3 separate regions of the Mus musculus genome follow, and regions 2 and 3 are each linked to region 1. Evidence: chromatin loops called from intact Hi-C (ENCODE). Cell type or tissue: heart. All regions are shown on one strand. Each heading gives the region's core, and the rest is flanking DNA. Links, peaks and the distances in the headings are about the cores only. Region 1 holds the start of Dus4l (dihydrouridine synthase 4-like (S. cerevisiae)). Region 2 overlaps Cog5 (component of oligomeric golgi complex 5). Region 3 overlaps Gm40362 (a long non-coding RNA gene).

What was found. Hi-C counts contacts between places; a loop is a spot of excess contacts. Peaks named below come from ENCODE experiments on the same cell type or tissue, not always from the same donor. Only the 100,000 strongest peaks of a DNase experiment are listed, where the experiment ranks them.
Region 2: a loop joins it to region 1, with 2.3 times the contacts of the local background. A loop is called at or near these places in 9 of 42 quality-filtered maps.
Region 3: a loop joins it to region 1, with 2.6 times the contacts of the local background. A loop is called at or near these places in 14 of 42 quality-filtered maps.

What each region holds. Positions count from the first base shown.
Region 1 is chr12:31,649,563-31,659,991 of GRCm38, forward strand. It overlaps Dus4l (dihydrouridine synthase 4-like (S. cerevisiae)), which reads right to left and starts at 5,264. Exons shown (of 7, transcript NM_028002.2): 1 at 5,128-5,264; 2 at 2,729-2,879. The coding sequence starts at 2,844. It overlaps Cog5 (component of oligomeric golgi complex 5), which reads left to right and starts at 5,307. Exons shown (of 23, transcript NM_001163126.1): 1 at 5,307-5,421. The coding sequence starts at 5,328. In heart, for the core only: a CTCF peak has its summit at 5,537; a DNase peak (open chromatin) is centred at 5,279; H3K4me3 peaks cover 2,452 bases; H3K27ac peaks cover 1,614 bases.
Region 2 is chr12:31,921,461-31,931,766 of GRCm38, forward strand. It overlaps Cog5 (component of oligomeric golgi complex 5), which reads left to right. Exons shown (of 23, transcript NM_001163126.1): 22 at 4,185-4,331. The coding sequence ends at 4,299. Hbp1 (high mobility group box transcription factor 1) reads right to left here. Exons shown (of 11, transcript NM_153198.3): 9 at 9,222-9,545; 10 at 7,124-7,265; 11 at 4,995-6,047. The coding sequence ends at 6,030. Among named protein-coding and RNA genes, the nearest start is that of Hbp1, 24 kb to the right of the region's middle. In heart, for the core only: a CTCF peak has its summit at 5,435 (motif pointing left); a DNase peak (open chromatin) is centred at 5,501.
Region 3 is chr12:31,502,769-31,513,197 of GRCm38, forward strand. Gm40362 (a long non-coding RNA gene) reads left to right here. Exons shown (of 2, transcript XR_872643.3): 2 at 9,736-10,201. Among named protein-coding and RNA genes, the nearest start is that of Gm40362, 8.4 kb to the left of the region's middle. In heart, for the core only: a CTCF peak has its summit at 5,396 (motif pointing right); no DNase peak of the experiment used is centred there.

The DNA of each region.
Region 1 (10,429 bases), core at 1,722-9,721:
GTGCAGCCTTCATCCTACTGGCTCCTGAGACTACCTTCTCTTCTGTATCAGTGGAATTCACATGGAGAGTGTACAGTTCCATGTGTATGGTGCTACATAGCAAAAATAGTAACAAGGCACCTCTCCTTCCTTGCTGGATGCCTTGTAAAGGGAGGCCTAGTAGAAAGCCAGGACCTTAGCCCTACCCTGCAGCTTAGGAGGCACCTGTTCCAAAGGGAACTAGGACTCTCCCCTCTGTCCACACTAACAAGGAACGTCTCCTATCTCCCAGATGGAAATGGAAGCCAAGCTGAGAACCAAGATGTAAAGCTGATAGTGATGAGCTGATGCTTTCCTTTTCTCTCTGATGGAGCAGTGTCAGAATAGCTGATTGTATCACAGGGTCCAATATACAAAATCAGCCAGTATACTCTATTAGATACTAAAGAACGTGCTAGTGAATGTAAAAATGATGGCTGTATCAACTGATATAAAAATAGCATTAGACAAGATATTCTTATACAATATTGAAAAGTCTTAGAAAGGCAGAACTTTAGGGAGCTTCCTTCATTTGATGAAGGCCATTCATCAGAAATCCTATGTGGGCTGGGTGGTGGTGGCGCACGCCTTTAATCCCAGCACTTGGGAGGCAGAGGCAGGCGGATCTCTGAGTTTGAGGCCAGCATAGTCTACAGATTGAGTTCCAGGACAGACAGGGCTACACAGAGAAACCTTGTCCCCTCACCCCCAAAATACAAAACAAAACAAAGGAGGAAAAGAATTGGATGTTTGTTCTCACCCTTGTCAACATAGTGAGAACTTTTAGCTAGCACAGTAAAGCATGGAAAAGATTGTCCAGTTTTATAGATGACATGATTGTTCATGTAGACAATCCCAAGACATTTAAAGAACTTTATAAGTGAGCTCAACAAGTTTATAAGACACAAGCTCAGTATAAAAAAAAATTAGCTATGTTTTTAAGAACTCTTAATGAACTTACATATATAAAATTAAAAATACAATACTAGTGGGGAGGATGGCTCAGTGGGTAAAAGTGCTTGCTAAGTAAGCCTGACAACTCAACCCAGATCCCTAGAACTGACATGTAAGTTGATCTCTGACCTCCATATGAGAGAATGAAATAAGTAGCACACATGTCCCCTGTCCTCCCTCTTCCACAGTCAGTCAGTCAGACAGACAGTCAGACAGGCACATACAAAACAAAATGTTTTTTTTTTTAAATACTTTACATCTGAAACACAATCTACACAAATATAAATACTATGCTTTACTTAGTACCATTAAGAAGATGAAAGAGCAAGTTCCACACCAGGAGGAAACACTGGCAAGCCACAAAGGAGTAGCACCTGGAATATGCAGACCCCTCAATAGTCCACAGGAAACAAATGAAAAACCTCAAAACCAAGCCAAAAATGGGCCGAGCATTTCAATAAACATTTCTATAATGAACATAAAGAAATAGCCAGGAAGCAAAAAGATGTTCAACATTATTAGTCACTAAGGAATGCAAAGCCAATCACAGAGGGTTCTACTTGTCACCCAGTGGAGTGGGTATAGTGAGTAAAAAAGCAGAATTAGATGAAAAACATTGTCAAAGGTGGGAAGAACTGGAACCCTTGTGTGCAGCAGGGGAGTAGGCAAGGTGCAGCCCTAATGGAAAACAGCACTTTTCCTCTGAACAACGCAGGCTTAACATGTGATCCACTTGACTACATAGCTCCGCCCAAACTGAAATGGTCTGAGATATTTAAATTCTTATGTCCATAGCAGCATTACTTGAAATAGCCAAAAGGTAGAAGCAATCCAAATGTTTACCAACCAATGAAAAGAGAAACAAATGTAGTATGTACAATACCTAGTAGACTACCTATTCACTTTTACACAAGGAAGGAAAGGCTGGCATATGGCACTATGTGAATGGACCTTGAAACAATTTTCAAAATGCTAAGGGAAACTAGTTATTCTCAAAAAGACAAGGCTCAACCACATGAGGCATCTAGAATAGTCAAATTCCTAGGGAAAGAAGCAAAGTAATAGTTCCTAGGGGTTGGAAGTGTGAGGAATGAAGAATTACTGCTTAAGGGGTTCAGAGCTTCAGCTTTAAAAAATCAGACACTCAATGCTGCATAGATACATAAACCTTGACAGTTAAAAATAAGGGAAATAAGTTTATTTATTGGTTTTGTCTCTTTTGGAGATAAAGTCTCAATATGTAGCCCAAGATACATATTCCCAAAAAAAAAAAAACCGTGCGTGCACATTTATATCTATTTAATACCTAATGTATGCTAATACATTACCATTTTTGTAGGTGTTGGGCTAGGGATGTAGCTCACTTGGTACAGTGCTTGGCTAACACCCATGAGGCTCTGGGTTTGATCCCAGCATTAACTGAGCTAGTCATGATGACATATGCCTTTAATGCCAGCACTTGGGATATGGAGGGAGAGGATTAGGCCTTCAGCCACACAGCAGGTTTTAGGTAGCCTGAGATACATAAGACTCTCTGGGAGAAAAAAAAAGCATGGAGAAATGATCTACTTAAGGTCACAAATATACCAGCAGAGTGACAGCACTGGGATCCCATTCTAAATCACGATTCCAAAGCTAGGGGTTTGAAAAGCCTTTGCAGGTGAGTCACCATACTATGTGTGGTGAAAAATGTACAAAACTGGGTACATCTAAGGGAAGCTAAATATTGGCTTATTAATAATTTAACAATACTTACTTTGAATATCGAACCATCGGGGCACAGACTTTTACCAGCTGTCCAGAATGAAACATTTCTATCGGGTCTTTTTTTCTTTCTTGACATATTGTGGTTGGTAAGGAGTCACTTCTCATGTGTACAGGTTAGTTTCAAGTCTGAAAAAGACAGTCTGCAAAGAGAATTATGCATTTCAGTATTTGGAATCCCCATCACTGGGCTGGTCACATAGCTGTTGTATGGGAGGATACTTGCTGCATGTGGCAGACCCTGGGTTTAAATTTCAGTATTGGAAAAAAAAAAAAAAAAACCAAACAAACCCAAAACTATTATTCTTGTAATTTCATCTTTCATGAGCTTGTGTACTCAGAAATAATTTGAGTTTCTTTCCCCCTTATCAATAAAAGAATATCTTCCCAAATTCTGCCTCTACTTACAGGATCAATAAATGTGAAAAACTGCACAGAGTAGTTTTCAAAGACGATATGGGAAACCACTAGGTTTTCCCTGTGTGTGTCATGTGATGATTTGATTGTTACTTTTTTGCTTATTTTTTGAGACAGGATCTTGCTATATACCAGGCTAGCTTACATAGTTGCTAACCTAACCTTGCCGGTGCTGGGATTACCCTGGTGTGCCTCCATACCCAACTTCAGATTCGTTTTTAATTTCATGCATTTTACTTTCATGATTAAACCAAGGGATCTGGCTTTAATTGCTTCCCATAAAATACTTTGTATGATAGACAAACCGAAAAAAAGGAAAGTTAGGTGGCAGTAATAGAAACTCGTATTTCAAAACAAATCCTGGTATTTTGGGGCTAGAGAGATTGCTCAGTGGTTAGGAGTATGGACTATTCTTGCAGAGGATCTGAGTTCAGTTTCTAGCACCCACATTGGGAGGATCATGGTACTTCTATGCTCAGTTTCAGGGGGTCCTACACCTCTGGCCTCTGAGGGGACTTGTAGCACACACATATATTCATCTACATACATACACATACAACTTAAAAAAGAAACTCTGATACTTTTATTCTAGTTTTTTTGTGAATCAGAAGGCAGAAACAACTTTATTATTTTAAATAATCTAAATTTATTACCAGTGAAGATATTCAGTTATTACCAAGTAAGTGCACCGTAAATAACTTTTATGCCCAAAGTACAAGTGATAAAATTGTTTAATATTTTTCATGTTGTACTTAAAGCTTTTGACTTCATAGTTTTTGTTTTTATATTCCATTTTGGCCTTTGTAATCTATTGCCAGATAAAAGCTAACTCTATAAAAGGCTAGTTGTTCAAAATTCAGTCTTTAATGTTTGGCAGTAGGCTAAATGAACACAAGGCCAATATACTGAAGGATGTCATGGCTTGCAAGAAATCTTTGGAAGTGTCAACACTGTTCAGAGGAAAATGGGAGCGTAATTAAGCTAAGTCAGAGATGGGCTATGTCGATATGAGGAATAAACACGGAGTAAACCACTAAGAGACTATTTGCAAAGGAGGGAAGAATCTTACACATTACAGAACTGGTACACACTAGGAGGTGGTGATCGGCAATGGCGTCATGACTGACTTTCTAAAGCATGATTTTGCTCTTACTCATTCTTGTGGCCAGACTAAATGGCAAAGTCTGCTTCAGTATGAATTTCTTGAATAAGCTATAGCTTTCAATCTTGATAGTAAATTAGGATGCAGAAACTTTTAGGAATAAAAATGCTTAAGTCACATCCAAGACCAAAAACAGCTCTCTGAACTTATGGGATGAAGGTATCAATATTTTGTTTTAAAGTTCTCCAAAGCATGCAGCACCGGACATAATATTTTGGTAATATGTGCTTCTACACCTAGAATTCCTTTTAAAATATAAGTGAATTTTTTTTTTTTTGAAAACTTGTGCTGGTATGTATAGTGGGCGTTAAAAACTTTATTGCATATTAATATGTAGACTAAAGTCAATCTTTTTTTTGTGAAAAACAAGAAAGCTAAGGAAAGAAAATCATCCTGTAATTCAGATAATGCTATTCGTCGTGTATGATTATTACAAACAAAGTAGTTTCGTAAACTATGCATACTGAAATCTAATGCAACTCTAGGCGCGCTGCCTCTCGCTACCGCATCGTGACTGAGGTCAAACACAGGAGGGAAAAATCTTCTGAGGCGATGTTAAGGGAATGCAAAATGCAGAGTAGCTCCAGACCAACTCAATAAATAGTTACGAATATTTAAACGTTTTTATTTTTAAGGGCAGAGCTTAACAACTATTCTTCCCCAGCATATACTGCCTGCTACCCGGGCTTGCCACTCCAGGCGGGGACTAGGTAAGGCTGAGCAGCCCTAAGCTCCCACGTGTTGGGCGAGGAGGGCCGTGACGCTCCCAAGAGCCTCTTCCCCACGCCGGAGTTCTCAGGCCCAATACTTGCGTTGGAGATCGGCGCGGTGGCTGCGTCCGGAGCGGAATGGGAGAAGGCCCCGGCGGCGACCTGTCTTTCCTTGCACGTAGGATTGTAGTACTTAGGTTCCCAAACGCAACCCGGGCCGGGCAGGTGGGGCGGCGCCTTGATTCTGCGTCACTTGGAGGGCGGGGCGATTGCAAGACGTCATCAACCCGGCACTTGCCAACATGGAAGGTGGAGACAGCACAATTTCCGTAGCAGGCCGTGGGGCTTCGGGTTCCGCAGTAGTGGCGGCGACCGTGCAGGCGATCCTGCAGGACGGTAAGGCGTCGGACGGTGGCCCGGCCTGGGTCGCCCTGCCTTGCGCAGAGTCCGAGAATCCTACCGGTCACTTTGCACAAAGTTTTCCTGTCTGGACTTGGCCACTCCCCTCCGCCCGGCCCCCTGGCGTCCGGGATTGTCCTGGTCCCCCAGTTTCACGGGGAACGTGTTCCTCTCTTCCCGTGGGTGTCTTGGGGAAAACACCTGGTGTCTAGTTGCTGGGGTTTGCACTGGATCATGATGCGCCCGGGACATCGCTGTAGTTCCTGCACGACGTGGTCGGGGCTGATAGCCGCTACTGCTGCTCAGTTCCTGACCAAGGATTGCACTGTCCGTGCCCAGAAGTGTGAACTCACCCTAGGTGACAGACCGCTCGCTGCTTAAGGAAAGGGATGGAGGATGCAAAATGTGGAGTTGGAAATTTCCGTGTTCAGTTCTTGGGCTATGCAGGTGCCTCTGTTATCCATACATGTCGAGTACTGAAGTCAGGATTACTGGTAGTTTGAAGAGAAATTATCCCAAGTAAATTAACTATATACCTTTCTATAGTATAGTACGCTTGAAAGTCAAGTTCGGTTGTATTAATGCTCAATCTGAGAGACAGAACAAAATTCAGTTTGCTAAAGGTATTAGGCCTTAATCATCCCATCTTTTCTCTAGTTGACACTAAGTTCTTTCATCTATTAAAAGCGTTTGCATTTATCACCTTAATTGCTTCCGAGGCCCTTGCGCCTCCTCCTCCCCAATCCCCTTCCCCCTTGTTTTTGAGACAGGGTTACTCTATGAAACCCTGACTGTTTTGGAACTCCCTGTAGATCAGTCAGTCTAGCCTTGAACTCACAGAGATACACCTGCTTCTGTCTACCACCTGCTGGGATCAAAGGCTACCAAGCCAAGCATAGGAACCTCTTTTTATATTCCACAGAGTTAAAAGCAGTATTCTGCATACAGTAGGAACAGATTTTTTTTTTTAATTTTCCACATAAGAGTGGCTTAAAGGATCAAACTGAAATTTAAATTATGGTGTTTTCCCTGATTGTTGAATATTTTATATCTTTTTAATAGATATTTTATATCTTGTCAAGACTAGTGATGTTTTTCAGAGTTAGGTTGTGGTATATTCTTAGAGTTTCTGCCTGATGCACCTCATCTTTGTGTCTTAATTGAAATTTAAATTTAACCAAGTTTCAAAATCCTGAAACGAGTGTGTGTGTGTGTGTGTGTTTAATAGCTGTCCAGCCTTTGAGCTTAAACTGAACTTAAAACTATGCTTGCTTTTTTCCTTCTGTGGTTTCAAATACAATTAAGTAAAGTCTCAGCAATTAAATAAAGCCCTTTGTTTTAAGGACATTCCCTTCCTTTGTGCTGTGGAGTTTATTCCTGTCTAGAATCCAAACACTCCCATTCTATAATGTTAAAATCACTTTGCAGAGGTCCTCATTGGTTCCTTGGAAGTAAGTCAGATGGGCACTTCTGCTTCTTATCCTATTTAAACTTGTAAAAGCTTGGCTCTTTCCTTGAAGTAATTTGTTATATGATATAAGGATCCCACACTATTTGTTTATTTTTCAAGACAGGGTTTCTCTGTTGTAGCTCTGGCTGTCCTGGAATTTAATTCGTAGACTAGGCTGGTCTAGAACTCAGAGATTCACCTGCCTCTGCCTTCCAAGTGCTGGGATTCAGGACCTGTGCCACCACTGCCCTTGTATATATGTATGTATGTATGTATGTATGTATGTATGTATGTATATATGTATTTATTTAATTTCCTAAATTCCTTTCCAGTTTCCCCAAATGTACCTGAAAATTTGATCATTTTGTTCAGTAACCAATTCACTGTCTTTAGAATTTGCCTAAAGATAGGGTTGATAGGCTCAGTGAACAGGTGCAGAGTTGGAAAATTTGTGAGCAGCTTCTGATTTTTCACTGATAAGAATACCACAAAAGAGATAACTTATGTGATTTATTCTGGAATATCAACCACTGAATAATCTGCTAGCTGTGTTCATCTTTTACTGTCGCGTCTATGGGAGATTGTACTCACCATTTCCTTTACACAGTTAGCTCTTTTGATTTAGTCATTCTTTCCAGTTTCTTTTTCTCTAAGCATTCTTCAGGAGTTTCTTTACCCAACTCCCCAGGTTCTGGTGTCTTCCTGGGTTCTCAGACCTATGTTGTCCACTTTCTAAGTCATATAATCACTGTGTTGGTCATTGACACACAGTAGAGTAAGCTGGGATGTGAGAACCTCATGAGGAATCGCTTCCATCTTACTGGCCTATCTACACATGGGACATTTTCTTTATTTTTTTCTTATAACTTTTTTTATTCTTTCTGAATTTCACATCATGTACCCCAATCCCAATCATTTCCATGTTTCTTTGTATCTGCCTTTCACCCTTATAGTCTCCTCTCTAAGGAAAAAAAAAAAATCTTGCTGTGGAAGCTGTGGCGTATCCACAACATCACAACATACCCCTTTGTCCACTTCTTTACTTGGCAGATGTTCATTGCAACCAGGCACTGGTCTGGTTCGAGGCTTCTGGCTTCTGCTACACTATCTATTCTGGATCCTAACTAGGATGCCTCTTGAATATCCTGTTGCCCTGTGTCATGGAGATCCTGCAGTTTTGAATCTGTAGGGCTGGCCCCTTCTTAAGCTTCAGCAGTTCATAGATGTTGGTATGGGCCAACTCAAAGTCCTGGATCTGGGCCTGGGTGATAGTTGAGTTGATCAGCCTGCTAGTTCTTCAACACCCATACCAGCAGGGCCAGCTCTCTAGCATTGCCCGGGTTAGCTCACCCAGTGCTGTAGCTGCCAAGAAGTGGGGCCAGCTCTTCTGCTCTTACTGCTCATTACAGCCAGCTCTGTTGTGCTGCCCAGGTGAGGTGTGGGGTCCACTCTCCAGAGTGCTGCAGCCAGTGAGAGTCTGGGCCAGCTCTGCTCAGCCAGCCCTTGGACATCATCGTAGTCCTAGGCAGCAGCCCAGACCAGGGACATCCACCTGGCCTTTGGTGGTAACATGAGCCATGGACATTGACAGAGACCCCTGCTGCTGCATAGCCACAAACCTAGACATGGCCCTTTCAGGAGCTCAAACTGAGACTGTTTTATGGCTCTCTTAGGCACACTAATTAAAATTTAAACCATAACTTTAGCTCTCATGGTACCTTTGCTTTCCTAATGATAGATAGACTGTAACCTGTAGGCTAAAATAAGCGTTTTCTTCTACAAAGATCACTGTTTTTTTTTTTTTTTTTTTTTTTTTTTAAATCACAACAGAAAAGCAAACTAAGACAAATTCATCCTTCTCTTCTGAATTATGGAACTATATTTTAACCATGCACTGGAATTTCTGTGTTGGTGAACAACATATGAACAAGTAGTACATATTCTATGAAAACATTAAACAATGTAAATTTCTTCCTGTTCTTGAGTCTTTTTTCTGATTGTGTTGCTTCTTATGGTTGGTAGTTTGTTAATTGAGTGCTGACCCTTTGTGCAGTTGTCAGACTCTTGGAGGCATGGGCTTGTTTCTCATCTCTGTATACTTAATGCCTCAGGCATCTAGCTTCATGCAAAACTGAATTCCTTATATCAGATAAAGAATATTCCATTAATTATAGAAACTTGGGAGTTTTCCTTGGTTTATTCTACCTTATGAACGTATCAAGTCCAACTCATTATCATGTTCAGATAATGGCCAAATGTGTCAGTTGCTTGATATTCTTAAGTGACACTGTCTTACTTGGACCTTCATTGTGTCACCTGGGCTGTTAACACAGAACTGTGCTTTTTCTGACCTCTCTGATTCTTCTCCATGGGAAGGTGTGTTGGTAAACCAGCTTTCTTGGAAAATAAGAAAAGGCCTGGTTTGTGTATTCCATGGCGTACATACCCCTACAGTGAATGTTTGAAAGGCACCTGTCTTATAAAACCAGCTGACTCAAAAAATTCCTGAAAATGTCACAGTTGGCTGTTAAAAGCTAATTGTGACTAAGTCAAGCATATTGCTGGGTGACAGATCCCTTCTTAGGGATTTAGGGATTTAGGATCATTGTTGTAGAACACAAAACTGATGCTGTTCTTGCTTGGCTTTAGATTGCTAAGTAGCATACGTGTTGAATATTTTGTATGTCTTACAGGCCTTTTATCAACCTGCCCCCCAGCCTTCCTTTGAACCTTCATCTGTCTTTCTTTTACATTTTCTGCCTAATGCATACATTCTGTTGTCCTTTTTTACTAGACTTATTACCCATGTTAAAGTCTGTCATTTTGATATTTGCTGGTGGTAAACCTGTGTGAATCGACTTACATTTTCTGGGAAGGATTCTTAATTCTGAGAAAAACTTGCCAAACAGGAAGAAAATGCAGTTTTCAGAATTAGGGCCAAAGTAGTAATGTTTTATTACTTTAGTTTAAGAATAGTTTGAATGTGAGAATAGCTAAGACTGGTTTGCTCTTAGCACTGTGATACTTTTAGATGACAGATTGATTCATTCAGTCAGTATTGAGTACCTGACCTTGCCTGGCCTTGTTCAGGCTCTAGAGAGAGGTGGCATTAAAGCAAACATCTTCCCTTAGTGGAGCATGTATTGTAATGAGTATAGACAAGTTCAGTACATGGTTAGGAGTATATAGCTCTTGCTTTAAGCAGGTTCTGTGTATCTCATTTCTAGCATTTCATTTTCCTTATCTTTTTATTCAAGGGTTTATGGATTCCTTATATATATTTTAGAAAAGATACATCATGATTTCTTTTTCCAGTATATTTGAACACACCTTTTCTATTTATTTTACCTTTAAGTCTTGAATTTCAGTGCTACCTATAAGTTAGTGTTTGCCTATTTTTATTCAAAATTTAGATTCATATCTAGATAAAAATTAGATTAAAAATTAGATTCATGTTATAGAATATATAACTGTATTTATATACTCACTCATCTAGAGATATCTGAAGCAATACATGTTATCATTAGTCAGTTTTTCTTAAGCATTGTTCCTAGC
Region 2 (10,306 bases), core at 2,307-10,306, 270 kb after region 1:
CACACACACACACACACACACACACACACTCCTACTCCTCCCAATAGACACACACACACACACACACACACACACACACACACACACACACACTCCTACTCCTCCCAATAGGCTCAGGTATGGAACTCACTTGAATGGAGTCTTAGGCCAGCAGACTTGCTGTCAGGCATCTGCATTCAAATATACCACAGAAACCTCAACCTCAAATGTTTTAATTTAATCACCCCTCAAACACCCTATATTCCTAGATACCCTGTCACGGGAGGCCACCATCACTGAACCAGCCACACTAGAAAACGAGTAAGTCCTCAGTCAGCTCCTGTCCACCTGGTTGTCTAATATCAGTTACCATTGCTATAACCCCTGAATGCATTCTCTACCCTGGCAATCTAGGTGTATGGATAAGGCAGGCCCACTAACTCATCTGAGCCTCAGTTAGGTAAAGGATTTCACTGAAGAAGGTGAGCCACAGGTGTGTGGCTTCTAGTAACCTGTGTGGGATAAGGAAGATGAGCCCGGGTTCTATTGTTCCTTATCTTTTCTCACTAAGAAGCTGACCCGTACAAGAGAAATGTTGAGCACTGAGCTTCCTGTCAGTATCTAGGCCTAGTTAAACCTGCTCATGGAACAGGGTTAGGATGTAGTCAGGACATTTGGGTTTCAATTTGCAGTGTCTCTGTGCCTTCTTTTCTGAGTCCCAAATATGCACTCAGCCTGAGTTTATCAATTTACATTATCAATATAGCTGATAGTAGGAAACGATTCAGCAGGCCTTGAAATGAGTTCATCTATATGGCTGTCTTGCTGTGGGTTTGTGATCACAAATCTGTTTTCTTCTGCTTCTTTTTAAAAATGTCTCCTGGGTGATGTCATCAGTGATGCTGTTGCTAAGCTCACATTCAGCAAGTGAAAGCGCTACTCATAAATACTGCCTAGTCCCAGCCACTCCCCACCCCCTACACCCCTGTCTTACACACACACACCAGACCCCAGAACCTTCCTGCTCGAAGCCTGCCTGGGGGGTCCACAGAAACTACTGTCACAACACCCTGCCTCTTAGCGAGAGTAAACCTTTTGTCTTAGAGGGTGTGTGTTCTTACACGTTACTCAAAAGTGTTTTGATCCTGCCTACCAAAGATGGATGATTCTCTCCCTATAGATAGACCCAGGGCAAGTGGTGGTCTCAGATGTCAGCATCTCCTTTAGCTTCTTGGTGGGGCCTCGCTCTGCTCCTCCCATCTGTTAGGCTGTTAGCAGTGGGGAGTGTGGAACAGTAGAGTGCTGCTGCTGAGACTGCCAAGGCGAGTTCTCTTCTGCCTGGCTAACAGTGAACTTGACATTAAAGGCAGAGCAATCACTGACCCAGGCCAGGGAGGAAGTTGGGGGCTGCAGCAGCTCAGCTACCAGATGCCCCCAACATGTGGGCTTGGGAGCAGAGGTGCCCACCTGGCTCAGACCATGCACTTACTGAAGACAAAATGTCAGTTTGGATACAAAAATTCCCGGGCTCTGCGGAAATGGTTGGATCTGCCTGTGTATCTTACAAACAAGATATAAATCTGCTTATCATGGTATTTGCAGGGGAGAGCAATGCATCATATTGTTGCCCTTTGAGGACACATAGGTTGAAACCATTTAGCCTTCACTAGTGCCTAATGGTATTTTTATCCATTGTTACAGAAAACACTTGGAACCGTATGAATCCTTGGCCCCCTAGCCATCTTGCCATTATCCAGAACTCATAGGCTAGGTCTTATTCTCCCAGCTTGTCTGTTTCTAAAATCTTAAATGCCTTAAAATTCACTTATAATTTTAGTACTAATCACAATGAAGTTTTTAATGCCTGACAAATTGTAAAACACCTATTTGGTGTGTCACCTAACAGTGTGACCTATGAACCCAGGCCAATCCTTTAGTATTAAACCCATTGCTTTTTCCTATGTCAGGGTAACTTCAGCAGTCTTGTGTGGTTACAAACCTCTTACATAATGCTTGCCTGACTTCCAAGAAAGCTAATGTTTTCCTGAAGCAAATGAAGTAATTTAATAAATGCTTACAAATCCTGCTCTTGATTTTATGTGGGAGGGCTGCTTAATCTGTTTTCTCACTGTCATTCTAATGGTGTTCTTGATGAATATCAAAAGAAAAATCTAACCAAACTTACTTCTAAACTTCCTTCAATGTGATGTATAATTTATATGCTTAGCTCTACAAATGCAGAGTGTTTTTTTTTTAAGTGCACTTTGTAAATAGAACAGTGTGTCCACTATGGAACATTAGTTTCTAAGATTTTCCACTTATTTCTTAAGACTGGAAAATGTACATGTGTGTGCACATGTGCATGCACACATACCCAACTGCTTCAAGATGGTTGAGCCCTTTTCAGCCTGGCTTTGAAGACATTTGTGGAGTTGGAGCAACTGCCTAAGCTGGTATGCCAATTGGCAAAGAAACAATTTTCAAATTTATTAAAAAATACAGAGAGAAGTAAGTCCTTAAGGGTTGGTTCTGCTACCTGACATTGGACCATCCCACAAAAGGATGCTAAGAGCACTGACTTCTGTCAGTAGCTAGGATTACTCATTATATGGGACTTGAGGCTACGCACATGACCAGTAACAGGATTATATCTAATTGGAGAAGTTGGCTTAGTAATGGCCTGTCCATACTCCCTCATATCCTGAACACAGCCTTCAGGAATTTCAAAATGCTCGGTACTCTGTAGTCAGGATTTTCATATCTGTGACTCCAGGGTAATTTTTTGCTACCTAGTGTTAGGGTTTTATGACAGAGGAAATTTTTAAAGCTGAGCCCTAAATGATAAAGAGCCGTCTAGGGAGAACACAAGAAAGGGCATTCGTCCCACAGATAAGAGTAAGTGTGCAGATGAACTCATTTCTTTAATTGTAAGATATGTGCATGGTCAAAACCAAACAGGTTCTCTGCCAACTCCTATCTGAGGGAGAAATATACTATTTCCATTTCTTCCCTGATTGGATGCTGGCCTTAGCTGCAGCAAGTGAAGTACAAAGTGGGTCTTTTTCATGCTACACTAGACTGCCCTGAAGCCCAAAGTGGCATAAAGGGCTGCATAGTTGTTTCCAACAAAGCTGGGTTGCCTGGGGACTTCCTCTTGCAAACAGTGAAGGGCAGGTGATGCTAGAGACCCAGCTAGCAGCTTTACAAACAAGACAGAAAGCATTTAAGGGAAACAAGGTGGTCGGCAGGGGGCCAGATGTGAAATAGGTGGGGTGAGTTTGAGGACCTTGTAACTGATCCCATGTAAATGGGAATGAGAGTTTGAAGGGAACCAGTTCCCTGGGCTCCATGATGGAAAGAGGAACAGAACGATGCCAAGCATTTGGTAGCTGACCAAACGACACCTAGAAGCAATGTTACTTAAAATGTCTAAAAGACAGATGGACACAAATAAAGAACACATCTGAACAACACTGGCTATTTCTAGTGTTTGGGAATAAACAGAATTGCTAAATGGGACGTGCAATGAGTATGTATGCAGAACAGTGGGGACTTTATAAAGAAGTACAAACTACAAACCACTCTTAGCTTTACTTGGCGAACATACACACGTCTTCTCATGGAGACCACTGTTGTAGCCTTGTAGCTTCCCTACAGCTCTGCTGTGGTGGTGGGAAGGAAATGACCTTAGGTATAAAGGAGCAAGCCAAGGGCCATGAATGCTGCTGCCATTTGCTGTCTCCTGTCCCTAGTACAAACCAAAGATTATCAAAGCAACGGCACAGCAACACATGGAAGTACTTAACTAAGTTCAGACTTTCCATCATAAAACCTACCAAAAACTAAAAACCCGAAAATGCTGTAGCTGTAGGCTGCCCTGTCTGTTTTACTATGTGCGCAAAGGGTCTGTCTGAGCATGTGTGTCCAAGGCTTTTTCTCCCCTAGCTGAGCTCTGGGGGAGACACAGCTATGTGCATTCTTTCACGTGCCTTCAGGACAAAGGAAAGGAGCACATACTGAGATGAAGACTGAAATCGGCCATACTGCACCACTCACCTGGCACAGCCACTGTAGCTCTAATGCACGTGTAAAGGCTGTTGACACTGGTCTGTGGCACTGTGCTGTTCCAGGAACAGACGGTCTTGTTTCCATATCGGTGCTATCAAAACTGTTGGACTTATGACAGTTTTCTTTTGCATTTACAGGGGAGCCCTGGAAGCTTATGTTCAGTCAGTGAGAAGCAGGGACGGTAAAGAATTTGCACCAGTTTATCCCATTATGGTTCAGCTGCTTCAAAAGGCTATGTCTGCTCTTCAGTGACTTGCAGTCTCCATGAACAGACCCGTCCAAAGGTGGCAACTACAACTAAAGATCATGGTTGATTTTCTGTCCTTCCTCTTTCTGTTACCTCCAGCACTTTTTCTTTAAATGTCAGAATAGCTCAAGCATCTCAGCCTTCACATAGCACCCACATGGCTTTTTCATAAAGCTACCTATGTTCCCCTTCTCAGACGATGGAGGAAGGCTATTTTACTTGCTGTCATAGTTGGCTCATTATTTTCACTGCTTATGAAGGGACAGTATCCTCCCAGCCTGCCACTTTCTTTAGTGTTAAGCACATAACGAACCAGTGAAAGAAGTCACATCGGCAGGGAGTTGAGGAGTATACACCTGACAGAGCCACTCTACCCCAAAGTGATGTGGGCATGTAGTCAAGCCCAGTAACTATGGCGGAGCCCAAGGCTGAGGCAGACACACTGCTAAATGCTCTTTACTGGATCTAACTACAGCTTTAAATGAAGTCAGGGTTTCTTTACAGTCATTTTACTAGAAACAGGCACTCAGGGCCTTATTTTTTAGTCTTTACTCCATTGTTAACATTCTTTAATTTTTAAAACCCCACCAGAAACCTACTTATAACACCAGAACTCAGTTTTATCAAGAATTTGTTTTCCATCTGCCAATCAGATTATACTGATAGGTATCATGAATTCAGTCAACCAGAAATCAAAGACAGACCTTTTTTTTCCTTTTATTTGAAATAATATACAAGAATATAGTGTGCAAAATTGAGGGGCAATATGTTTAACAAGTGTAAATCAATTTTACAGCTGTGATTACTAACCAAAACTCTCACTTGGTAAGTAACATGAGAAGCCATGATTGTAGCTCAGAGCAAGAGCAGCAGGACTGCTGAAGTACTTGCTCTGTCTCAGAAGCCGGAGGGAGTAAAGTGCAAGTGGTGCACTGCAGTAAGTGCAAAGTCTGCCCCACCAGAGACACACTGACAGCACAGATGAGGGTATGTGGCTGAGGAGACAGGAACGCGGTCAAACACAATGGTGTCGACTGGTAACAGCACCATTACAATGACTGTCCCAATGCTATTAACTGACTGCACCTTGGCCTGGCTTGGGCCCCACTGGGAATCATGGAGCTGTGCTGCCCCCTGGTGCATCCACTCAGCACATGCCCATGGTATCTGAAGCAGGTGGCTCTTTGAGCTGAGACAATGACACCGACACCATCCACCTGCCATGTTATGTTGTCTCTTGGCACTGGCCAGACTAGAAGCAACTGTGTTTGGCAGAGATGCTGGGCCATGTGGTGGCTATTCATGGAAAGGCCAGCGTCTGCTTCACTCCTGATATCGTGGGTACAATACAGATTAATAAGCAGTAAGGAGCTGATGTATAAACAGCAGTTACGTATTTTTAAATTCCCCTTCGTACAATTTAAAATAAAACGTATACACATCTTTCTACTGTACTTTAGCACCACAGGATATCAATTTTCAAGCCTATATTACCTGATAGATATATGAAGTTTGGAAGGAAAATAAGGCAATTTGGTTTACAATGTTGATAGTTATAGCTTAATGCTCTAATGGAGAAAGCAATCCTCACCCATTAAATCATTACAAAACTCAATGCTCCCAGCATTTTATGGTCACACAAATGTAGACAAATGGTGAGACCAAGGTCTTCCAAGCTTTTCCATCCAGAGTCAGTACTTATGCAGATGCAGACTTACAAACACAAGCATCAGGTTTAATGCTGTTGAGAGCCCTGTGGAAACAAAATAATTGGTTCTCAGTTTCCTAATGGCTCATAGCTTAAGTATCTGGAAAATTTAAACAAATGTGAGACCAGCATGCACAGAAAAGTGCTAATGTCCCAAATGAAGTTCCAGACATTAGAGAATTTGTAGGGAATGGCTGTGTGGTTCCATAGATATACTTTGCCTTTAAGCACAGAACCTTGGGTTCAAACCCCTGCACTAAATAAAAGGCGGCAAGACCAACACTTGAGTTTGTTCTGTGACTTGAATGTACACATACACAGAACCTGAGCTTGTATTGCATAGCTGTAATCCCTGAAAGGACCGCAAGGGTTGGAGGCGGAAGCATCAGAAGGTGAAGGTCATCCTTGGAGACAAAAGCAAGTTTGAGGCCAGCCTGGGCTACTTATGAAACCTCGACTCACACACATATACACCAAAAAACACAGAACAAATCTCTACACTACAGTTCATCTGGTGGCTGACCCTACTTTAAAATAAATCCCTGAGCCATTTAACCTACAAATTATATAGGATTGGCTAAACACCCTTAATAAGCCTTCTTTCTGATTACCGTTCCAATAATCTTCATTTTAAAAAAATAATACATAAGTTTATTCTAGTCTATCCTATGTATTTTGTGCTAAATAATCTAAAATGTAAACATAAAGGATGCTATTCAAGTAAAGAACAGTTATAAGAATGGCGTCTACCAGCCAAAGACAGCATTGTGAAACTTCTTTCTCATCCTTCCTGTGTCTCCTAGTTTCTGCCTATAGCAGAAGCCTGCAAGGATGTTACCAAAAACTAAAGATCTTCTACTGTAATGAGTTAATGATGTCCATCTTTTAACCAGACTACTAGTAGTATACTCTAAAACTTCCTCAGCACTTGGGGCATTCTTCAGCTAGCTTGAGAAAATCTGCTTGCTGTACTACTCAAGTGGTTCTTGATAGAAAAGGCAGACTCCAGTATTAGGTTTGAAGTATAATAATGGTGAGGGATCTTTAAGACTCTGCCTGCCATCATGGCACAAGAACACACAGAGCATCAGATCAGGACTTCTGTTACTACTAACACTTACTGAGTTGGTTCTTTTCCTTTTCCAACAGTCAGGATTTAAACGCTTTTGTTCTTCAGCCAAAGCCTTTGCTTCTAATGTGTACATCCTCCTTTCTTCGTTCTTCATTTTTTTCCACCTGTCACCAAGGATCACACTTATGGCTCTGCAAAGTAAATATTTACATAATGTAAAGTTTCATAAAATGTGTAGCAGCTGCTACTACTTTGGGGAGAAATGTAAAAAAAAAAAAAAAAAAAAAAAACAGAAGGGGAAAGATCAAGACTACCATGGTCATTTCAACGAAATCCTGGCATATGCATCCATTTATCAGTTGGTGGAATAATGATAGTATTTACAATTGTTCTAAAACATCCAAAATTGCCAGAAAACTGGCAATTTTCCAAAGGAAAGTTCAGTGTCAGCAGCGTGGGGCATTCAACTTGTATTAAAACTTATTTTGTGTGCAAAGCTATTGTGGTTATGATAATAAAAGCTTTACTCCCCCCATGCAGTGCAAGCCAAGTAAGAAAGACTATCTTTGCTTTAGAGTTTATGTCTAGTGATCTTTTTAAAAGTACATTTTAGGTCAGATTTGTACTTAACACAAGACACTGGAATAAATCCAAAAGGGTAAGAGGGAGTCAAAGTTGATAGGACACATTACTGTACAAACTTCAGACTATTTCCCTGTTTTCCTAGTCATTCAGATACCAAAACTATTAGCAGTGACACGGTAGCACACAAGAGCCTCCTGAGAAAGAAGACAGTGATGCTTCAGGGGCACAGGAGCCACAACTAAAATGTAGAGAAAGCGCTTTGTCTTGTGAAGTCCAACACATCAAACAATTGAATGTGCTATATTTTATTTAAAACCAACTTATACAGTTTCTGATTAAAGATAGCATAAAATAGCTGACATATCTGCCATCTAAACCACAGGAATAGACACATAGCAGTCTCAGTCCCCCAGAGTTAGAATGTTTCAAATGGGGTGCTGATGCATTCTTGATGTTTTCTCTTAGGTTAAACATGGCGGGCAGTGTGAGGTGCGCTATGATTCAGTCTAGACTCCTTCCTCGCTTAAGTTTCAACCTCATTAATGTATATGCCAACTGGCCTAATAGCTTTCTATATGTCTACATTCTGCCCCTAAGAAAAAACTTCCTTATTCATGGAATAAAGATCTACCTCTATAGAAGAAAAAAAAACCCAAACTGGTTTTTGATTTGGAAAAAGGTCCATTTGACTCATTTCCCGTTAATGTGTTACTCATATACAAACAATACAAAAATGCAATGGAAAGTGAGAGTTATGAGTTATATGGGAGTTATCTTTGATAAATAGATCCTAAAATAGAAAAACAAAAAAGTGGAAATGAGACAGCTACTCTTAAGAAAGACCTTTCCTCCAGAATTAAAGTAAACCCAGAGAGCTATTGGCATTCCAGTGTTTACAAAGTCTTTTTAATATAATACAAGAACACAAGTACCATTTCTAGATGTCAGAGGACACATTTAATAAGCAAGTACCAGACAGGTATGAAAAGAGAAACACATGCCCCATCTGTCAGGAAGTCTCTAAGATGACCTGGGGGGGGGGGGTAAGTCATTCTTAAAATGCTTTTACATTTTAGAAGTATGTTTTCTGCTAAACTATAATATATTCCTGACCAGAGACTACTCCAATGTGAATTAAAAAAATTACAGGGTCTCACTACTTAGCCCTAGCTACCCTCAATTCCAGTTCTAAAGAAATCACCAAATACTAGGACAAGGCTATTCTGTACAAACACATCAACTCTTAAAGATGCACTTGGAATGCAAAGCTTCTTTCTAAAATGTAGGTAGTATTAGAATTACTTCTTTGAGGAGCTGGAGAAATGGCTCAGCAGTTAAAAGCACTGACTGCTCTGCTCTTCCAGAGGACCCAGGTTCATATCCTGGCACCCACATAGCAGCTCATAGTACAATCTATATATTATAAAAACTATATATGTAAAGTCAACATAAGAAAATGGGAAGAAATCAACAAACGACACTGAAGGAGTTTATTTTGCAGGCACAGTTACTGTGAACTGCCCTGACAAGTCAAGAGTTGCAGTCATTACTATTTTATTTACCTGTTATCTTTCCCTGGATACATCTGAGTATATTCAACTCTGTATTTTTTGGCAAAAAGCATGAAGGCATTCATTGGTCTTTTGCACTTATTAGGAGAAGTGGCACTCACAGTCCCTGAGCTGTGGCTTTTGACAGCTTTAGCATACAAAGAACTAGAAGAGAGCTGTGATGATCCAGGTGAACCACAGCTTTTACTGAATTCAGATCCCGAAAACTCTTGACCAGTACCAGGTCCTCCTCCACAAGACAGAGATGCACGGCGCTGACGAGCCATACTACTCAAAACATAGACCGCAGAAGAGTCCATAGGTGTGAAGTCATAGCTAGAGAATTAACAAAATTAGACTGAGGTTATAAAGTATCTAAGACAGAAATTTAAAAATCTTGCATTTGACTGAAACCTTCACTGCCCCTTACCTGATGTGTCTTTACCAGCTTCTGCCACTACACTTAGTAGGAAACCTCATATATGCAACTGAAAACATCTTTACAAAGCCAACCTCTACGCCCCACAAAAGAAGTCATAACCAGCATATCTCCTTCATAGCAGTTAACGTCTACAGACCCCATACGTGTCCTTCGCTCCTTCACTCTTCTAGATTCACTTTTTAACAAATTTGATCATCTCATTTCTTGCCTAGAAGTATAGACCTAGGAAACTAAAATGGAGTGGGCTATAGTTCAGGCCTGAAAGCTAACTGAACAACAAGAGCTAGTAGAGGAGGGCAGCCTGTTCAGCCCAGTACTCCTAGCATTTAGAAAACTCAGGCAGATGGATCTCTACATAGAGGCAAACCTGAGCACCACAGAAGGTTCAAGGCCAACCTGCCCTAAGATGAGACCTTGTCTCCAAAACTGGCTATGGAATGGGATAACTTAAACAACATAGCAATGTGAGATTTGTATAGATACAGAAAGTTGTAATATATTCAGGTCCACCTATGTATAGTTAGTATCTTAACCCACCCATATCAGTAAAGGCCACATTCTGTTATATAAGTTCAATTTGCATAAGCACCAAAGCACCAAAACAAACTAGGCATAGTCCTGCTCTTCAGCAAGCCTGGAGTTGGGGAGTCCATCT
Region 3 (10,429 bases), core at 895-8,894, 150 kb before region 1:
TTATGCACCACATGCATGCAGTGCTCGTGGAAGCCAGAAGAAGGCATCAGGTCTTTTGAGACTGGTTGTCTCAACAGATGGCTGTGAGCCACTGTATTAGCCAGGGCTCTCCAGAGTCACAGAACTTATGGGTAGTCTCTTTTTTAGGGGAATTTGTTGAAGACTTACAGTCTGCAGTCCAACAACCAACAATGGTCAGCAGCAGCTGTGAATGGAAGTCCAAGGATCTAGCAGTTGTTTAGTCCCACAAGGCAAGCAGGCAAAGAAGAAAGAGCGAATCTTCCTTCTTCCAATGTCCTTATGTAGGTTGCCAGCAGAAGGTGTGGCTCAGATCTTCTGAGATTCATAGCCACTATGCCTCAAGATCTCCATGCCAAGATCCAGAAATTTGTATCTCCCAGCTTCCAGATAGGATCACAAGTGAACCTTCCAATTCTGGATTGTAGTTCACTCCAGATATAGTCAAGTTGACAACCAGGAATATCCACTACAACTAGTCACATTAAATATTGTACTAAGGCTGAAAAAATGGCTCAGTAGTTATGAGCACTGGCTGCTCTTCCAGAGGTCCTGAGTTCAATTCCTAGCAACCACAAGGTGGCTCACAACCATCTGTAATGGGATCTAGTGCCCTCTTCTGGACTGCAGGCATACATGCAGGCAGAATGCTTTATACATAATAAATAAATGACCTTTTTAAAAATTGCACTATTTTATTGTATGAATTTGAATAAAATGGTAATAGAAAATGTTCATGTAATTTTTATTTAAATGTGTTCTTACACAACTTATACACATATGCAAATAATTGCAGACCACTCTCATCCTCAGCCTCTCACATCTTTCTACCATCCCTGTCCATCCCGTTGCTCTCCACAAATCTCTAACATTCATGTCCATACATCTTATTTTGTTGCCCATTGGTTTTAACAAGGGCTATGCCTGTGAACATGGATTTGGCACTGTGGGTTGGAGACTGGTGGACTCAGAGGTAGGCACACAACTGAAAGCAGTAATCCCTCCTTTCCCAGACTCTGTCTCTACCCAGTAGTTCAGTAGTAAAGAGTAGGGCCACATGAGCCCTTCCATTTTATAACTGTAGACAGGGGTAGTCTTGAAGTAACACTATAGTTGAGGGTTAATGATTGTAGTGGTTGTATCAACGAGAGTATAGAATTTCACAGACCTTCATCCTGTCTTCCAGCATACCCCTTCTGCAAGGTTGCCTGAGCCTTAGAGTGGGTGATATAAATATCTTGCTTAGGGCTGAGACCACAGCTGTGACTTATTCTCGGTATTTTGGGAAGCCATGAGTCTCTTGCACTTGGTGCCGTTCATTGTGAGGAGAGGGTTCTCTGAATAAGGCTTCAAGTAGGTATGAACATATTCAGAAGGTAGTTTAATGCTATGTCAGTTTCCTTAAATGACAACAATAAGTCCCTCCTCTGGGCCTGTGACTCCACAGACCTGTGTCATTAAGTGGGGTTTATCGTGCCAGGCATGGGTCATTCCCTTCTGTGGAACAGGCCTCAAATATAACCAGAGAGCCCAACAGCAGTCATGCCACTATTGCACAGGCAGGTAAGGCTCGACAGGATGTCTTAGTTCATACATTTCCCAGTAGTGCCTTCAAAAGCTAGCCAACAGGGATGAGGTTTCCAATTCAGTTCCATATTGCTTTTTTTTGTACCTGGCAACCAAGGTGTGTGGTGTCTTCTGCAATCTGATCTTGTGAGCAACCAAGAGGACTAACAAGAGCCTGTATTGTAACTCCCTTCAGTGTGTGTGTGTGTGTGTGTGCGTGTGTTTAATTTGGGTTATATGATTGTGGTCTTCTATATAGCTTCTTATATTTTTGGTTGTGAGCCTAGCCTTTAATGGCTGAGCCATCTCTCCAGCTCCTATATTGCTTCTTTATATTCCCTTTGTCCCAGGTAATTCTCCCCACATATCTGCAATCTGCCCCTCACCTCCCCCACTGCTTAGACCTTTCCACCGATAGTATCCCCCTCTTTACTATGCCTTTAGGCTCCTCCCTTAAAGTGCCTCCCTCCAGGTGTCCCTCACAGCCAGAAGCCACTCAGCCCATAGTTTGAAGGATCAAGAATGATAAAGCACCTGAAACATGGAACCAAAGACAATAAAGCTGCCGTAAAGAATTTTTCTCATAGCCTTTCTCCCCAGACCATCCAGTTTCCCACTGATCTCCAGCTGAGTCATCTGTTTTAGTTGTCAGCAGACACAAGAGCTCGGCAGGGGAAGTCAGGCGCCTTGTATTGCTAGAGTAGAAGTGGGGCAGAGACTGCTGCGTTTATAGTGCACCTGCTGCTATAGGAACGGTGCTGCTTATCTACCCATGAAAGTGTAGGGGGCGGTAAGTACCTGTGCCCTTAATCGTGATCATCTCAGTCTATTTGGTGTTATCACAAAATATGATAAGATTGGGTGAATTATAAACTTAAAGTTTCTTTCTCAAAGTTCTAAAGGATGAAAATCCCAAGGTTTAGTGTCTGGCTAGAGCTGATTTTTTGGTTCGTAAGTGGAGTCTGACAATTATCTTTACTCTTGTAAGAGGAAAGGTATCTTTCTGGTGTCTCTGTAATTTTATCGTAACCCAAGTATCTCCCCTTATCCCCACCTCCTAATACTGATATAACGCCAATTAGGTTTTGACATATGAATTTGGGGGAGACAGAAGCATTCAAACCACAGCAAATGTTATTCCTGAATAAAATGAATTGAGGCGACTGGTAGCATGTTTTGTTTTGGAGATAGGATCTTGCACAGGCAGGCTATCCCCCATCAGATCTGCTTTGTGGCCAAGGTTGACTTTGACCATGTGCCTCCACCTCTGAGGTGCTGAGACTATATGCATGCAGTACCACACACACCCACTGCACTGGGATTCTAGAATAGCATCCTTGTTTTATTCTGTACAATTTTGAGTGTTATGGGTTTATATTTTAGTTCGATTTGGGGGGTGTATTAGGGTTCTCTAGAGTCACAGAACTTATGGGCAGTCTCTATATAGTAAAGGAATTTATTGATGACTTAGTCTGCAGTCCAACTCCCAACAATGGTCAGTAGCAGCTGTGAATAGAAGTCCAAGGATCTAGCAGTTGCTCAGTCCCTCACGGCAAGCAGGCGAAGGAGGGAGGGAGGCATGGAGGGAGGGAGGAAGAGAGAGGGAGAGAGAGGAGGTGTAGCCAAGATTAAAGGTGTGTGCCACCACACCTTTAATCCCAGATGACTTTGAACTCAGGGATCTCCCAGTCTTAATCTTCTGGAATCCATAGCCACTATGCCTCAAGATCTCCATACCAAGATCCAGATCAGAAACTTCTATCTCCCAGCCTCCAGATTAGGGTCACAGGTGAGCCTTCCAATTCTGGATTGTAGTTCATTCCAGAGATAGTCAAGTTGACAACCAGAAATAGCCACTACAGGGGGGGTGGGTTTTTTTTTTTTTTTTTTTTTGAGACAGGGTTCTCTGTGTAGCCCTGGCTGTCCTGGAAACTCACTGTGTAGACCAGGCTGACCTCAAACTCAAGAGATCTGCATGCACCATGGTGCCCAGCATTCAAGTTGAACTTTTCATTCATATATTTGAATAAGATGAACTCATCACATGGACTTAATTGAGGGGAGTTTAAAAGAAATGTAAATTTTAAGCAGAGCTCTAGAATTAAGAACATATGTAGTGTAACTCTGTCTAATGGATTCTGCTCAGGTGGCTGCAAATTAACATTGAGACTAAGTGGTCATGCCTGGTGCTTTACAGCATCCTTCCCTCCGTGCCATTGGTCATACTTCTCTGTGAATCCCTAAATGATCATCTAGCTGCACTGCTATTATCATACCTTGTTTTTTTTTTTAAATCTGGTTTTATAGAAGAAAAAGGATTGGGAAACTTTTCTAGGTTAATGAAACTCAAGAGATTTAGAACTAAATGCAGTACTTGAAGCTTTAGTCTCTGGATGCCATAGGAGATGGGCATGAAAACATTGGAGACATTTTAAACACATATATGCTAGAAAATATCAGAAATGCATTATTTTCTCTCTCCTCTCTGTTTTTTGTTTGTTTGTTTTTGTTTTTGTTTTCCCGAGACAGGGTTTCTCTGTGTAGCCCTGGCTGTCTGTCCTGGAACTCACCCTGTAGACCAGGCTGGCCTCGAACTCAGAAATCCGCCTGCCTCTGCCTCCCAAATGCTGGGATTAAAGGCGTGCACCACCACTGCCCGGCAAATGCCGCCTTCTTCTTCTTCTTCTTCTTCTTCTTCTTCTTCTTCTTCTTCTTCTTCTTCTTCTTCTTCTTCTTCTTCTTCTTTTCTTCTTCTTCTTCATTTTTTAAGATTTATTTATTTGCTTTATGTATGTGAGTACACTGTAGCTGTCTAAGGACACACCAGAAGAGGGCATCGGATCCATTACAGATAGTTGTGAGCCACCACGTGGTTGCTGGGAATTGAACTCAGGACCTCTGGAAGAGCAGCCAGTGCTCTTAACCGCTGAGCCATCACTCCAGCCTGCATTCTTTTCTTAAGCAGTAATGGTGCATGAGTTGTTAGAGATGCATACTGATGAAGTCAGGATAGAATATAATGACACAGCAGCCACCTACAGCATCAGCAAGGTATAGGTAAGGCAGTCATAGCTGTGTGTTTATGGTGGCTGTACTGATGTGTAATCTTCATGTTAAAGACTGAACTTTTATGGCTTTCCCAAATCTGAATGTTGATATCTTCACACCCAGCTTTAAAAAGTTATTTATTATTACATGTGTGCATGAACCTCAGGTCATGTATGGAAGCTAGAGAACAATTTGTAGAGTAAGTCGGTTCTCTTTCCACTCTAATGTGGCTTCTAGGGATCAAACTCAGGTCTCCAGGGCTGAAAGGCAAGTAAGAACCTTTACCCACTAAGCCATCTTGCCATCCCCAACGTCCAGTTTTATGGTATTATAAGACTTCCAGTGGGTGATTAGCATTAGATTCAGGCACGTAGGTGGAGATAAACAAACTGCTTCCTTGGAAACCTGTTGGTGTTTGAGTCTCATCTCCAGGGCACTAAAGCACACCACCATCTGCTTGCCTCCCTTATACAGATACATAATGCTGGCTTCTTTAATTGCACAGGTGACTTGCTGCTGTAGAGCTGTGGGTACAGTGGTGAGAGTTTGGCTCTGCAGTGTCTCTCTGACTGATCTTGGAAACTTCCCAAACGTCTCCTTGTCTTAAGTCTCTTTGTCTTTCAAGTAGAGATGATCGTCTCGGTCTGCAGGGGACTTTAGGAAGTGAAATTGACCAGTGACTTTAACTAGCCATAGTCCCCATCATTTCCTTTCTCAGGTAAATAAAAAATTTCTAGACTCAAACCTGTTTAAGGAGATAATGTCCACTAGGTGGCACCAGCCCATGGGTAAATAAAATATCCCAAGATTCTGTAGTCAAAAAATTGGAAATTATAAGGAAACAAAACTGCAGTAGTACTAATTAATGTTCGTATCTACATATAAGTTTTCTGTACTCTCCCCCCAAACTAAGACGGTAAAGCATAAGACAGTAAAGTTTTGTTCTGATTTGTGACTCAAGGCCCCTGTGTGGATACAGTTATCCTTGGGCTTGTGTTTTGCAGAAACCTTCTTGGTTTTTGTTTTTTGGGTTTTGTTTGATGTTTATTTTGCTGATAAGGTATGATTTGGAAAAGTCCCCTCTTGAAAACCAGTGGTTTTTGTATAGCCGTTGTCTTTCCTGATTACTCCTTTACTCGGGATTTACTGACTGTTTGCTGTGTGTCTGACACTGTTGCAGGCCCTGTGATAGAACTCTGGCTAGGTACGATACTGCTCCAGATGCACGGACAGGTTGTGATGACAGAGTTAGCAGGCGGGCACCCAGGACAGTGACTGGGGAGACTTCATGAGTCAGACCCTCTGACTGTGCTGCTGCGGTCACAGTCAGAACCTTGCCAGCTTACTCAAATGCTGTTTTCTCATGCTCTCCACAATCCTCCTTCCAACACAGCATCTCAGAATTGCTGAAATGGTGACCCTCTCCCCCTTGGGAGAAAACAACTGCTTCTTGTGTTCCCAGCTTTCACCCTCTACCCACTATTAAGCTTTGCAGCCTCTAGAAACTTGCTTTCATTTATTTTTGGTTTGCCTTTGAGGAAGGATCTCTTTGTGTAGCCCCTAAGCTGACCTCAAACTCATGTTTCTCCTGCCCTCACCTGCCTTTTTTTGGGATTATAGTATCACATCTATTTTGTAACTTGCTTCCTAGTGGGGTAAAACTGACACTGTTCACACAACAATTTCGGACAGGTTCTATGCTCTGAAGTGCTTAGAGCAGGTCATGTAGGGTAAAGCACAGACCATGCTTAGAGTAGAGCACTGTGGCATAGAGCAGCCATGGCACAGGATGGCGAATGCATATGTATGCTCTGGGCAGAGAATGTCTTGTTGGGAAGATGCGACCTGGGAAATAAGAAATCCATAGTCTTTGCTTAAAAACTTCAAGAAGTTAGGTTAGAGGAAGAGCTAAGTGCAAAGGTGTTGAAGGACGTGGCTGCTGAAAGGACAGAGCGATGCTAGTGTGCCTAGAATCTTATGATTTCCTGAGGGCTGGCTGGGGAAATGACTTCCGGGAGGAGAGGTGCCCATGCACTAACAGATTTGGCTCAGAACAGAATGATGAACTTAACACAGGAAAGGAGTGGAACTTCTTGCACAAATAGAGGGGCTTCCTTGATGGGAGCTGAAACACCTACCTTACAGTTCCTTTCCTTAGTTTAAAGAATTTTTCTCTCCATTTTCTCATTCCATCTGATTATTTCTTCTCTTCTACTTTCCGCACCACCCTTTAGTTAAGCTTGTCTGCAGGGCTCGTGCAGAGTACTCTTATAGTTGTCTATGAAATATTTTCCTGTAGCAGTCTTATTCAGCCTAGAGCCCTAGACTGCACACTCTCCTCTCCATCTCCCAAATTCACATCTCCCCTGGCTTTTTAATTTAGCTGTTGTAATGGTTTCAATAGGTGTGGCCCCCATAGCCTCATGTGTTTGAATACTTGCTCCATAGGGAGTGGCACTATTTCGGGGATATGGCCTTGTTGAAGGAAGTATATCACTGTAGGGGCAGGCTTTGAGATCTCCTGTGCTCAAGCTATGCCCAATGTGGCTCACTGTCTCTTCCTGCTTCCTGTGGATCAAGATAGAGAACTCTCAGCTCCTTCTCCAGCACCATGTTAGCCTGGATGCTGCCATGCTTTCCACCATGATGACAATGGACTGAGCCTCTGAACTGTAAACCAGCCCCACCTAAATGTTTTCCTCTGAAAGAGTTGCCTTGGTCATGGTGTCTCTTCACAGCAATGGGAACCCTATCTAAGATAGCTGCTCTTTTGTTTTTGTTTTTGTTTGTTTAGTTTGGTTTTTCAAGACAGGGTTTCTCTGTGCAGCCCTGGTGGTCCTGGAACTCACTTTGTAGACCAGACTGATCTTGAATTTAGAGATCCTCCTGCCTCTGCATCCCAAATGCTGGAATCAAAGGCATGCACACACACACACACACACACACACACACACACACACACACCCCAGGTCTTTTAGTTGCTTACTTGACACTTTATTTGTATAAACACATCTTTAACTTAACACACCCAAAATGAGGATTTAAGGTTTTTGAGTCCCCTACCCTTCTGAAACAGACAAACTGAAGCACGGGGCTCTCTGGAGATAGTCATGGTACGTAAAGTGTCATGCTCAACGTTATTTGTGCTCTCTAAGATTTCTGGTTCTTCTCTTTCAGAACATTTGAAAGATTATATTTATGTGTGTCCTTTCCTTTAGTTCCAGAAATAGGAATGGAAACCCTGTGTTGCCCCTTCCCCTTCCTTCCAGATCTGCTTGCTTCCATGAATACCGATGTGGTCATGTGCTGAAATGTGGATATCTAAGATTAAAATAGCCTGGAGTGCTGGGGCAGGGCATGGAGGAGCCCTATCCCAGCAGTCAGTCAGTCTCTCTCCCTCTCCCTCTCCCTCTCCCTCTCCCTGTCCCTGTCCCTGTCCCTGTCCCTGTCCCTGTTCCTGTCCCTCTCCCTCTCCCTCTCCCTCTCCCTCTCCCTCTCCCTCTCCCTCTCCCTCTCCCTCTCCCTCTCCCTCTCCCCCTCCCCCTCCTCCTCCCCCTCTTCCTCCCCCTTCCCCTCCCTCTCCCTCTTCCTCCCCCTCCCCCTCCCTCTCCCCTCCCCCTCTCCCTCCCCCCCCTCCCTCTCCCTCTTCCTCCCCCTCCCCTTCCCTCTCCCTCTTCCTCCCCCTCCCTTCCCTCTCCCTCTTCCTCCCCCTCCCCTCCCCCTCCCCTCCCCCTCCCCTCCTCCTCCCTCTCCCTCTCCCTCTTCCTCCCTCTTTTTCTTCCTCTTCCTCTTCCTCTCCCTCCCCCTCCCCCTCCCCCTCTCCCTCTTCCTCTTCTTCCCCCTGCCCCCGTGTGTGCACATGTTTATTGTTGTAACCTAATCAAATCCATCCTAAGTGCTATGTGACTACATGGTTTTTTTTTTTTTTTTTTTTTTTTTTTTTTTTTTTTGACAAATGTCTTCCAGCCGTTATTTGTGACTAACTGGCATCCATATGTCTCCCTAAACAGAACTTCTAGAAGTGCAGTGTCCCACGCTATCCCTCTGCAGTGTTCTCAGTTTCAATAATTACCATGCATTTAGTTACTCAGTCAGATCCCAAAGCAAGGAGCAATTATCTTAATTCCACTTCTTCCTCAACACTAAGCCTGATCCGTGAGAGCTTCTAAATGTGTCTCTCATACATCCCGAACCTTTACAATCAGCTTCTTCCTGGTCCTGCCTTCAGACGCCCAGATAGCAAAGGAATTCTAGCCCCTACCCCCTTGCCATCTAGTTTCTACTGAGAACTAAAATGGTAGGTTCTCTTGTAGCCTTTGGAGAAAGTGCCCTGCACATAAAAATAAACCAACCTGCACTTCTCAGAAAACCCTTTTTAGAAATGTAAATCTGGCGGGGTTTGATGACCCCACCACTCCGAAGGATCTCGAGTTCAAGGCCAGCCTGGTCTATAGAGTGAATGCCAAGGCTACACCGAGAAACCCTGTTGCAAAAACAAACAAACAAACAAACAACCATAAACAGACAAACAAGCAGGATAGCTGATTATATTTTTTTCTGTTTAAAATGCTCCCTATAGCTGGGTGTGGTGGTGTTCAATTTTAATCCCAGCACTCAGGAGGCAGAGGCTGGTGGATCTCTGAGTTCAAGACCAGCCTAGTCTACAGAGTGAGTTCCAAGACAGCCAGGGCTACACAGAGAAACCCTGTCTTGAAAAGTATGCTTTTAGATGTTGTAGGCCATACTCTGGCAACCTTCTTGACTTCCTTGTCTCTTGCTACACTCGGGTTCGAGACAATACCCCCTGCAGCAAACTGCATTATGTCATGCCTTCAAAGTCCATGCTGGTGGTTCTGCTTAAAACCTGCCCGGGGCTGTGTGTGCTGATTCTCCCTGTTAGTCTCTCCTCTGATACTTTGTATCTCTGCCAAATATCTCCCATCTAAGGCACTTCCACAGTAACTAGTCTGACCTGCAGGGCCTTGGCTTCTGCAGCCACAGGTATAAATAGTTGAATTTTTTGCATTGCATGGTAGTATCATTGATAGCAATTAATTTATTATATTATCTCAAGGGGAATATTTTTGTTTTGTTTCTTTACAGTGCTGGAAATTGAACCCAGGGCCTTGTATATGCAAAGCATTGACTACTGAGCTAAGCCCCAGCCTGTCCAGGGAGGAAAGTGAATGTTTTCTACAGGAAGAAACACCATTTGCCATGATCTGATCAATATGTTGTTTACATATATTAAAATATACAGTACCTTGTAAACATGTACAATTATGTCAATTAAAAAGCCTTAATGTTTGAAAAAAGTTGTATATGTATTCAACCCACAGACTTATCAGTTTTCCTTAAAAATGCAGTGTAATTAATCTCACAACCTGTCCACTGTGTTGGGTACTGTCATTAATACAGAGACGATGTAAAGTCCAGGCTGCGGGGCGTGGCGGTGCACACCTGTAGTTCCTAGGCCGATCTCTGTGGATACGGAAGGATGATTGCTTTTCTTAGTATGTTTGCTTCTCTGTTAATCATTTCCCACATTAAAGTATAAATTTCATTAGAACGGAGAGTGTATCTGTTTTGTTTACGGTTCCGCAGATGCCCAGTCCATAGCCTCTGTGCCAGTTATAAAACAGGTACCAGGTAAAGGATTGCTGAATATGTGACTGAGGAGGAGCTGACGGAGGGCCTAGTGCCTCAGCTTAAGGGTCCGGAAGCTGACGAAGCAAAGGACGTGGATCTCCACATCTCTCCTAGTAGCCCTTTAGCTTCCTGGGATGAGGAGACTAGC